Linked DNA regions of Homo sapiens: region 2 is linked to region 1. Evidence: chromatin loops called from intact Hi-C (ENCODE). Cell type or tissue: heart right ventricle. All regions are shown on one strand. Links, peaks and the distances in the headings refer to the core of each region. The heading gives the core; the rest is flanking DNA. Region 1 overlaps SCAPER (S-phase cyclin A associated protein in the ER). Region 2 overlaps SCAPER (S-phase cyclin A associated protein in the ER).

The links. Peaks named below come from ENCODE experiments on the same cell type or tissue, not always from the same donor. Only the 100,000 strongest peaks of a DNase experiment are listed, where the experiment ranks them.
Region 2: it touches region 1 in a loop (1.8-fold over the local background); 1 of 110 quality-filtered maps calls a loop at or near these places.

The regions. Positions count from the first base shown.
Region 1 is chr15:76,679,263-76,684,644 of GRCh38, reverse strand. The region is part of intron 20 of SCAPER (S-phase cyclin A associated protein in the ER); the gene reads left to right. Among named protein-coding and RNA genes, the nearest start is that of MIR3713, 95 kb to the right of the region's middle. In heart right ventricle, for the core only: no CTCF peak of the experiment used is centred there; a DNase peak (open chromatin) is centred at 2,531.
Region 2 is chr15:76,632,278-76,637,659 of GRCh38, reverse strand. The region is part of intron 21 of SCAPER (S-phase cyclin A associated protein in the ER); the gene reads left to right. Among named protein-coding and RNA genes, the nearest start is that of MIR3713, 48 kb to the right of the region's middle. In heart right ventricle, for the core only: no CTCF peak of the experiment used is centred there; no DNase peak of the experiment used is centred there.

The sequences.
Region 1 (5,382 bases), core at 72-5,071:
TGATAGCATTCTTGTATCTTTTAAGTCTCTACCTCATTTGTAGTTATAGCCCTTTCTTAGTCATAATACTGTTTGAGTATCCTTTTATTTTTAGTCTTCCCTAAGGTTTTTTTTATTTTTAATATCTTAAAATTTATTTAATTTTTAAATTTTCAATTACTATGGGTATGTAATAGTTGAATATAATTGTGGTGTACATGTGATGTTTTGATACAGGCATACAATGTGTAATGACCAAATCAGAGTAATTGGGGTATCCATCACCTCCAGCAGTAGATTTTTCTCTATCCCTTTACATTGAGCATATGGGTGTCATTGCATGTGAGATGGGTGTCTTGAAGATAGCATGTAATTGGGTCTTGCTTTTTTATCCAGCTTGCCACTCTGTGCCTTTTAATTGGGACATTTATACCATTCAGAGTTAATATTCGTATGTGTAGATTTGATCCTGTCATCATGGTGTTAGTTGGTTATTATGCAGACTTGATTGCCTGGCTGCTTTATAGTGTCGGTGGTCTATATAGTTAAGTGTGTTTTTGTGGAGGCTGGTAGCCATCTTTCCTATTCATATTTATCACTCCCTTAAGGACCTCTTATAAGGCAGGTCTGTGGTAATGAATTCCCTTAGCATTTGTTTGTCTGAAAAGGGTCTTATTTTTCCTTTGCTTTTGAAGCTTAGTTGGGCTGCATGTGAAATTCTTTTTAATTTTTAGAAACGTGGTCTTGCTCCATTACAAGGCTGAACTCCAACTCTTGGCCTCAGTCAGTCCTCCTGCCTCAGCCTCCCGAGTTGCTAGGATTATAGGTGTGAGCCACCCCGCCCAACTCTGCAATATGAAATTCTTGGTTGGAATTTCTTTTTCTTTAAGAATGCTGAATGTAGACCCCCCCACCCCCTACAGTGTCTTCTGTCTTGTAAGGTTTCTGCTAAACAGTTTGCTGTTAGCTTGATAGGGGTTCCTTTTGTAAGTGATCTGTGCCTTCTTTCTAGCTACCTTTAACATTTTTTTTTCTTTCATTTCGACCTTGGGAAACCTGATGACTCTGTGTTTTGGGGATGGCCATCTTGTATAGTATTGTGCAGGGTTCTCTGTGTTTTCTGAAGTTGAATTATGGCCTTTCTAGCATGGTCAGGGAAATTTTCATGGATGATAACCCTCAGATATATTTTCCATATTTGCATGCTTTTTCTCCTTGTCTTTCAGGGATGCCATGGCATCATTGATTTGGTCTTGTTACATAATCCCATATTTCTCAGAGGTTTTGGTCATTTTTCTTTATTCTTTTTTCTTTATTTTGTTTGACTGAGTTAATTCGGAGAACCAGTCTTTGTGACCTGAGATTCTTTCCTCAGCTTGGTCAATTCTGCTGTTAATATTTGTGATTGTGTTATGAGATTCTCGAAGTGAGTTTTTCAGCTCTATCAGATCAATTTTTTTTTTCATAAAATGAGTGTTTCATTTTTTAACTCCTGCATTGTTTCATCGTATTTCTTAGATACTTGGGTTGGGTTTTGACTGCCTCCTGAATCTCCACAATGGATGTTCCTATCCATATTCTGAATTCTATGTCTGTCATTTCAGCCATTTCAGCCTGGTTAAGAACCATTCCCGGGGAACTAATATGGTACTTTTGAGGTAAGAAGACATTCTGGCTTTTTGAGTTGCCACAGATCTTATTCTTTCTCATGTATGTGGGCTGATGTTCCTTCAGTTTTTGAAGTTGCTGTGCTTTGGATGGGGTCGTTTTGTTTTTAATCTTATTTGGTGCCCTTGGGGTTTCATTGTGTTATAAGGTGGGCTCAGTTGGCTGACTTCATTTTTGGAAAATTTTAGGGGGCCAGAGCTCAACTAAGTACTCCTAGGCTGTGTGCTGTAACTCTGGGGGGCTAGTATCCAGCCCTCTGCTTTGTTTTCTGGCCCCTTGAGGTTAGGAACCTGCTTTCCTGGAGGGGCTGAAGTATTTCTGGTCTACTGACCACAACACTCTAATGGGTGGTACCAGCTAAAGTGCTTTTTCGAGGTGGTGCCTTGGGATCTATGCTCACTTGTATGTGTCAGCAAATGCCGCACTGTTTTGGGGTATACTCATGTTGGCTATGGTGGCGTAGCAGTGGGAGCTGGACTGTGGCCTTCCTGCTTGTGCTTGTGCCAGCAGGGGTGGGGCAGGATTTCCAGCATTTGTGTTTGCACTCGCGCTTGCAGTGGCAGGGTGTTGATGGGCATGGGGCCGCCAATGTCTGTGTGCACATTCAAACTGGCAATGATGGCACAGCTGGGTACCTCCCTTTCAGCTGGGGGCATCATTGGGGTGTGCTTGTGCCAGCAGCAGTGGCACAGCAGTCTGCATGCTCACACGTACACTGTGGGGTGGGGGGGGGAAGGGAGGTGAGCTCTGTCCATGTGAGTGCACTGTCACAGATGTGGGTATGTGGCCATGGGCTTCTGCATGCTGGCAAAGTGCCTGGGGAAGGTTGTCGGTAGGCTGGTACATTTCCACAGGGCCCAGTCTAACGGAGCTCTCTGATGGTCAGATGAAGTGTCTTGACAAAGAACATATGAAGAGCCCCAGCGGCACCCTGGTTGGGCATCTGAGGCAGAGCTCCAAGTGGTGCAGTCATGCTGGGGCTGCAGGAGAGGCTAGCATACAGGGCGGTGCCCAGATGGGACTGCCTGTGTCTCATGGGCAAGACCACTTTGCCCTGTCCAGGTCTGACAATCACTCTAAGGCTAAAATCTCCTAGAGGAGCATGGTGAGCCTTGGGGGATGGTCAGTCATTGCCAGGCTCTACTGCAGACGTTCCCACACCAAATCCTCTAGGCTTCAACAGGCTGGAGTCTTGCCCCTACCGCCCCTCTAAGCAGCTCTCCCTGTTAGCATAAGTGTCTGTGGTAGTTGTGATGTCTTCTGCTGCTAGGATTCCAGGGATCTGTGGAGAGAAGAGGCCACTCCTTGCCTCCTCAACTCATCTCTTCCCCAGAATTTTTGGGTGCCAAGAACCAGTCCTGGTTCTCAGTATCCCCATGCCGTGTTTCCAGCTTCCTCCCTCTTCATCCCAGCATCTGCATTCTGCTTCTGTTCACTCTCGCTGCTTCCCCCTGACAGTCTACTCAGAGTATGCCAGTCACCTCCATGTCCCAATCACTGGGTGATAGATGTTCCTCCTGGCTGCATCCAGTTGGCCATCTTGGCCACTACACTGTTTTGTATCCCCTTTGGTCTTAGATGGGTCTCTTACAGATAGCTTGTGCCTGGATTTTCTTCTGTTAAACTAGTCTTATAGTATTTATCTTTTAGTTGAGGATTTGTTTTTAAGTGGACACAGTATTTAATAGTATTGTAATATGCATAATTATTTTATTTTACAATGTTTCTTACTGTAGGAAATTTGAAAATTGGGTAAGTTCTCCTTTTGTTTATAGGGTTAGGAATAGATTTTTCTTAGAAATGTGTATTACAGTAGAGAGCTTTGAGGTATAACTATCATACATTTCTTACCCTGATTTTTAAGTGTACAATTTAATTAATTTTGGCATATACATAACACCATGGAACCATCACCATGATCAAGATAGTGAACAAATTTATCACCTCAAAACTTTCCTCATCTACTATATCCTTGCTGATTTTTCTCTTGTCTCACCAGTTTTTGAGAGAGGATATTGAAATCTCTGATTTTAATTGTGTGTTTGTCTTCATGTAGTCTTCAATTGTATTATTAGCTATATAAATGTGTCTTAGTATGTTTTTGTGTTGCTTCAGAAGAACACCTGAGGCTGGTTAATTTATAAAGAAAAGACATCTCTTTAGCTGACAGTTCTGCTAGCTGGAAGGTTTAAGATTGAGCACATAGTGAGGTCCTCAGGGTGCTTCCACTCATGTCAGAAAGTGAAGAGGAGCTGGTGCATGCAGAGATCACATGGTGAGAGAGGAAGCAAGAGAGTGAAGAGGGAGGTTCTAGGCTCTTTTTAACCAGCAGCTCTCATGGGAACTAATAGAGGAAGGACTCACCGCTCCACCAAGGAAGGGCCTTTATCTAATCATAAGGCATCCACCCCCATCACCCAATAACTTCCCAGTATGCCCCACCTCCAACATTAGGGATCAAATTTTAATATGAAATTTGGAGTGGACAAGCATCCAAGGTATAGCAAATGCTAAGGATTGTTAGGTTTTCTTAATTGGCCCCTGTATTATTATTATTATTATTATTATTATTATTATTATTATTATCATCATCATCATCATGAAATGACCTACTTTGTCCCTGTGCATATTCTTTGCTCTGAAATTTACCTGGTTTAATATTAATATAGCCATTTCAGCTTTCTTTTCTGTTGTGTTAGGATGGTATATCATTTTCTGTCATTCTACTTTTAACCTATGTATTGTATATTTGCATGCATTTTTTTGGTCAGTATTTAGAAGTTAACAGCACTGTGATGAAGCTGCTGACACCCTCAAGCCCTTGTCACCTATGGCTGTGGAAGCTACTCGAAACTAAGGACTTCTGGCTCTGAGCATTATCTTCCCTTTGATCTTGGTTTGAAAGATTGATGTTATTTGTGATATATGGTATTACTGTTACTCTATTACTAAAATATTTTCTAAGGATGAAGCCTGTTACTAGTCAAGTTGCTGTATTTGAAATCTGAGAATTCTGAGAAAACACCTTTCATTACAAGGCATGGTTCAGTACAACTGAATCATTCCTTGTTGCAATATTGAGCTCAGACGTTTCTTATTCTTCACAGCATGATAAATTAATAACCTTTTTGAACTGTGGGCTTTCCTTTGAGTTGTCTGTTAAACCTCAGATTAGATCAGAAAGGAACATCAGAATCTGCAAAAGAAGGGTTTACCTCATTCATCATTGCCACCTACCAGAAAACTGATGGAGTATTTGTAATTGTCACTGAGTGGTGAGGGGACAGATGGTGAACTGTCATCCTTATCAGTGGATGGCTTTTCTCTTTTGCATGGTGTCTGTTTCACAGTATTTCATTAGCTTTATTTTTCTCATCTGTCACTTTAAACAATATAATAAATAAATTGTAACTGATAAAAATATAAGTATATCCTACATCTGTGGAAAGGGACCTTAGCAGAGTTGAATCTTTTGTATAATTAAAATGACATATTTATTTTCAGAAGTTGTCATTGCCATATATGTTTAAAGTGATGTAGTCACAAATGATGCATAAATAATAAATGATGCATAAATGATAAAAATGCATTGCATTTCAGATTTTCAGATTTTCTCAAATTTACTGTTTGACAGAATTTTAAACTTAAATATAATGGAACTGTCAGTCTTTTTCTTTTATTTTTAAAAGCATTTCTTGAGCACTTGCTTGTGTAATCTCTATTAGGCCAGGTGCT
Region 2 (5,382 bases), core at 169-5,168, 47 kb after region 1:
ATCATAGTTCACTGTAATCTTGAACAACTTGGCTTAAGCAATCCTCCTGCCTCAGCCTCCCAAGAAGCTAGGACTACAGGCACGCACCACCATACCTGGCTAATTAAAAAAAAAATTTTGTGTGTAGAGATGGGGGGGTCTCACTGTTTTGCCCAGGCTGGTCTCAAACTCCTGATCCTCCCTTCTTGGCTGCCCAAAGTGTTACAGGTGGTGAGCCACTGCACCCAGCTGGATGAGTATATTTAAAAAGACGGTAACAAGAATGTAGAGAAATTGGAACCTTTATATTTTGATAGTAGGAATGTAAAGTGGTGCATCTGCTTGGGAAAACAGTTTGGCAGTTCCTCAAAAAGTTAAACATAGGATTTCTATATGATCCAGTAATTCTGCTCTTAGATATATACCCTCAAGAATTGAAGACATATTCAAACAAAAATTTTATAGAGGTAGTAGATTAGTGGTGTGTAGAGATGGGATCAGAAGGAATGGAGTCAGGATTGACTGTAAATGGCTACAGGGTTTTATTCAGGAGGAGAAAAATGTTCTAAAGTTAGGTGGTGGTGGTGGTGGTGGTGGCTGCATAGCCTTATGTATATACTCAAAAACATTATATTATACATTTTAAATGGATGGATTATATAGTGTATGAATTTTATCTCAAAGCTGTTTTTTTTTAAAATAAAATGGCAGGAATAATGCTAAAGTTATCTTTCCTTATAATTATAAAGATTTCTCATGGAAAAAAACAGAAATCCTAAATTATGTCAGTTAAAATGGTATGGTAGGGAACCACCAAAGTTCGTACCTCCACAATATAGTTAATTGGCAAAAACTGTGAGAACCAATTTTTTTGGAACTCTGGAAAGTAATCAAAAGGCCACTGAAATCAAGAAAATGCTTAATCAAGTAAATTTAACTGAATATCAGTAGGAGAGTTTTGTGGCATTTTAACTTATCTTGGTCTCATACCTTACTCTCCACCTCAACAGCAGCCTTGAAGACAACAGCCTGTATTCCTGGTACAGATATCTACTTTTAGAGGCAACATAACAGACCATATTCTCAAAGAATTGTAATTGTCTGTTTTGCCCTGTCTGATGGCTCCCTGAAGGACTGGGTCAGGTGATTTGTTTTTATTTTTACCTAACTCAGAATTCTCCTAGGGCTGAGGAGGCCACCTGAGAGATTTTTTTTTTTTTTTAATTTAAAGGTAAATGTACTTAGTCACTATTTCCCAGGGAAAGGGAGAACAGTTGGGGTCAACAGTAGACTAACCAAAAAGCTTAGAGAGAAAGGCCAGAAATAGAGATCTCTAGGGAATAAGGGCTTTGTGAAAGCAAAAGAGAAGTAAAGCTTCACATATAAGGGATCCTTAGTATGGTTAACTGCTGATTTCTCACTGGAGATGATGGAGGCCACTTGGCAATGAGATGACACACTCAGTGTGCTGAAAGAATTTTTTTCAGCCCTGTTAACCAAGAATTCTATATTTGGCAAAGCTTTCCTTCACAAAAGAAGGAGAAATTACTACATTCCCTGATAAACAGTAACTGAATTGTTTGTCACTAGTAGACCTGCCCTAACTCATTTTACAAAATCAGCATAACACTGCTACTAATGCCACATAAAGACAACACAAGAAATAAAATCTTCAGACCAATGTCCCTTATGAATATAGGTGCAGTATTCCTCAAGAAAATATTTTAGGAATGCAGCAGCATATTTAAAGATTATATATCATCACCAAATGGGATTTATTCCAAGAATTCAGGGGTAGTTGACATAGAAAAAAGTCACACAATATAATATACCATATTAATAGAATGAAGGGGAACATAAACCATGATCAACTCAGTTCATGCAGAAAAAGTATTTAACAAAATCCGACCTTTTGTGATAAACACACCCAACAAACTAGGACTAGAAGGCAACTTTCTTAATCTGGTAAAGGATAATTAGGAAAATCTCACAGCTGACAGCCATACTCAGTGGCAAAAGAATGAAAGCTTTCCCCCTAAGATCAGGAAGAAGACATGAAAGTCCACTCTTGCCACTTCTCGCCTTGTTGTAATAGAATTTCTAGTGGCACATAGGCAAGAAAAACTAGTAAGAAGTATCCAAATTGGCAAGGAAGATATGAAACTATTTCTATTTTAAGATGACGTCTTAAAACAGCACGTCCTCAAATAATGTTGTTTCATTATAACATTCATGAGGAAAAAAAAATCAATTCCTGGCCAGGGCCACTGTCTATGTTGAATTTCCACATTCTCCCTGTGTCTGCATGGGTTTTTTCCCTGTACTCTGGTTTCCTCCCACATCTCAAAGATGTGCACATTAGGTTAATTGGCATGTCTAAATTATACCAGTATGAGTGAATGTAGATATGTATTTGAGTGCACCCCATGATGAAGTGATGTCCTGTCTAGGATTGGTTATGGCTTGTACCCTGAGCTGCTGGGATAGGTTCTGGCCTATAGACTTTGATAGGCTCCAGAGACCCTGAACTGGAATAATTGGGTAAATAATTACCTTGTTTTCATTAATTTTTCTTAAATGTATATAGAGCTCAGATTTATTTCAGTGTTTAATATTAGAAACGTTTCAGTCTTTATTTAGAAGTTTGGTGATGATTTTGTGACCAGAAACATACCATAGCAACCTTATTCTTGTTAATATTAATTAGCCTATGTTAAAATTAGTTTTGCTATACCTTGTTAAAATTGCAGTTTCAAGAACCTATCTACTACATTGAGGACTTACTGTACTTACAGTATCATAAATAATACACACACACACACACACACAAATACCCACACCCAATTTTACTGTGCTAATAAAGGAATTTGGCAAAGTTTCAAGAAACAAGATCAACATACAAAAATAGGTCATATTTCTATATACAAACAATGAGCAATCCAAAAATGAAATTAAGAAAGCAATTACATTTGGCAATGGCATCTAAAAGAATAAAGTAATTAATAATACATTTAACCAGAGTGGTGTAAGACTTGTATGTTGGAAACTACAAACGTTATTAAGAGAATTTAAAGAAGACCTGAAAAATTGAAAGACATTCTGTGTTTCATGCTTTAGAAGACTTAATATTTTTGAGATGGTGATACTCCCAAAATTGGTATACAGCTTCAGTGTAATCCCTGTCAAAATTCCAATAGCCTCTTTTGTAGAAATGAACAAGCTAATGCTAAAATTTATATAGAAGGGGGCAGCCAAGATGGCTGAATAGAAACAGCTCCACTCTGCAGCTCCCACCAAGAAGGATGAAAATGGCAAGAATTCTGCATCTTCAATTGAAGTACCAAGATTCTCTCATTGGGACTGACGAGGCAGTTGGCATGACCCATGGAGAGTGGGGAAAAGCAGGGTGGAGTGAGGGTCTACCTGGGAGCTGCATAGGGCAAAGGGAGCTCCCTCCCCCAGGCAAGGGAGGCAGTGAGGGACTATGCTACTCCTCCCTGAAAACCATGCTTTTCCCACAGATCCTTGTAACCTGTGGATAAGGAGGTCCCCTCATGAGCCCACGCCACCAGGGCCTTGGGTGCCAAGCACAGAGCTGTGCAGAATCATGGCAGCTGCTCAGGTGGGCGGCTGCTCGAGTAGGCACTGAGACACGGGAGTTTTTGCATACTGTGGCTCTGGGAACTCAAGTGAGGCAGGAGATCCATCCACTCCATGGGAAGGGGGCTGAAGCCAGGGACCAAAGTGGCCGCCCTCAGTGGGCCCCAACTCCCTATAAGCTAAAATGACTGGCTTGGAATACCCACCAGTTCAGCAGGCTGGAGACTGCCCTAAAGACCAAGTTCCGGGCGGAGAGGGGTGACCACCATCACTGTGGCTCCAGTCAGCTGTTTTCCCCTGCTGCAGGTGCCAGTAAGACTGGGCATTTTGGACAGGGAGCAATTCCCCACAGTGCAGCACAGTGGCTGGGATAGTTTGTGGCCAGACTGCTTCTTTAAGCAGGACCCCAATCCACTCCTCCTCACCAGGCAAGGCCTCCCTGTGGGAATTGCAGCATCCCCAGCCAGGTGTTTATGGACAGAACTCTGATATCCCTGAGAGGAGCCCCTAGGAGGAGGGGTGCCTGCAGTATGGTGGATCAGCAGTCTTAATGTTTTCTGCCTGCTGGCTCTGGTGAGTCAGGGCAGCCCGGATGAGGGGGATTCCCCCTAATGTAGCACACCTGCTCTGCCAAGGGGCAGCCAGACTGCTTATTTAAGCAAGACCCTGATCCCGTTCCTCCTGACTGAGTGAGATGTCCCAATAGAGTTCGCCAGACACCTCATACAGGAGTGTTCCAGCTGGCATCAGGTTGGTGCCCCTCTGGGTCAGAGCTCCCAGAGGAAGGAGCAGGCTGCCATCTTTGTTGTTCGGCAGCGTCCACTGGTGATAATTCCAGGAGTGGGAAGGACCCAGGGAAATAGCGTCTGGAGTAGATCCCCAGCAAATGGCAGCAGCCCTACAGAAGAGGGACCTGACTGTGAAAAGACAAATAGAAAGCAAGAGCAACAACAACATCAATGAAAAAGACCCCACAAAAACCCCATTTAAAGGTCAGCAGCAGGCTGGGCACGGTGGCTTACACCTATAATCCCAGCCAGCACTTTGGGAGGCCGAGGCAGGCGGATCACCTGCGGTCAGGAGTTCGAGACCAGCCTGGCCAATATGGTGAAACCCTGTCTCTATTAAAAATACAAAATTGAGCCGGGTGTGGTGGTGCATGCCTGTAATCCCAGCTAACCAGGAGGCTGAGGCAGGAGAATTGCTGGAACCTGGGAGGTGTGGAGGCTGCAGTGAGCTGAGATTGTGCCACTGCACTCCAGCCTGGGTGACAGAGCAAGATTCCGTCTCAAAAAAAAAAAAAAAAAAAAAAGTCAGCAGCCTCAGAGATCAAAGGAAATAAATCCATGAAGATGAGAAAGAATCAATGCAAAAATGCTGAAAACTCAGAAAGCCAGAGTGCCTCTTCTCCTCCAAATGATCACAACACGTCTCCAGCAAGGGCACAGAACTGGGCTGAAGCTGAGACGGATGAATTGACAGAAGTAGGCTTCAGAAGATGGGTAATAATGAACTTTGCTGAGCTAAAGGAGTATGTTCTGACTCATTGCAAAGAAGCTAAGAATCATGATAAAACATTACAGGAGCTGGCTGGGTGTAGTGGCTCATGCCTGTAATCCCAGCACTTTGGGAGACCGAGGTGGGTGGATCACAAAGTCAGGAGATTGAGACCATCCTGGCTGACACTGTGAAACCCCATCTCTACTAAAAATACAAAAAAAAAGAAAGCCGGGCTTGATGGCAGGCACCTGTAGTCCCAGCTGCTCAGGAGGCTGAGGCAAGTGAGTTGTTTGAACCCAGCAG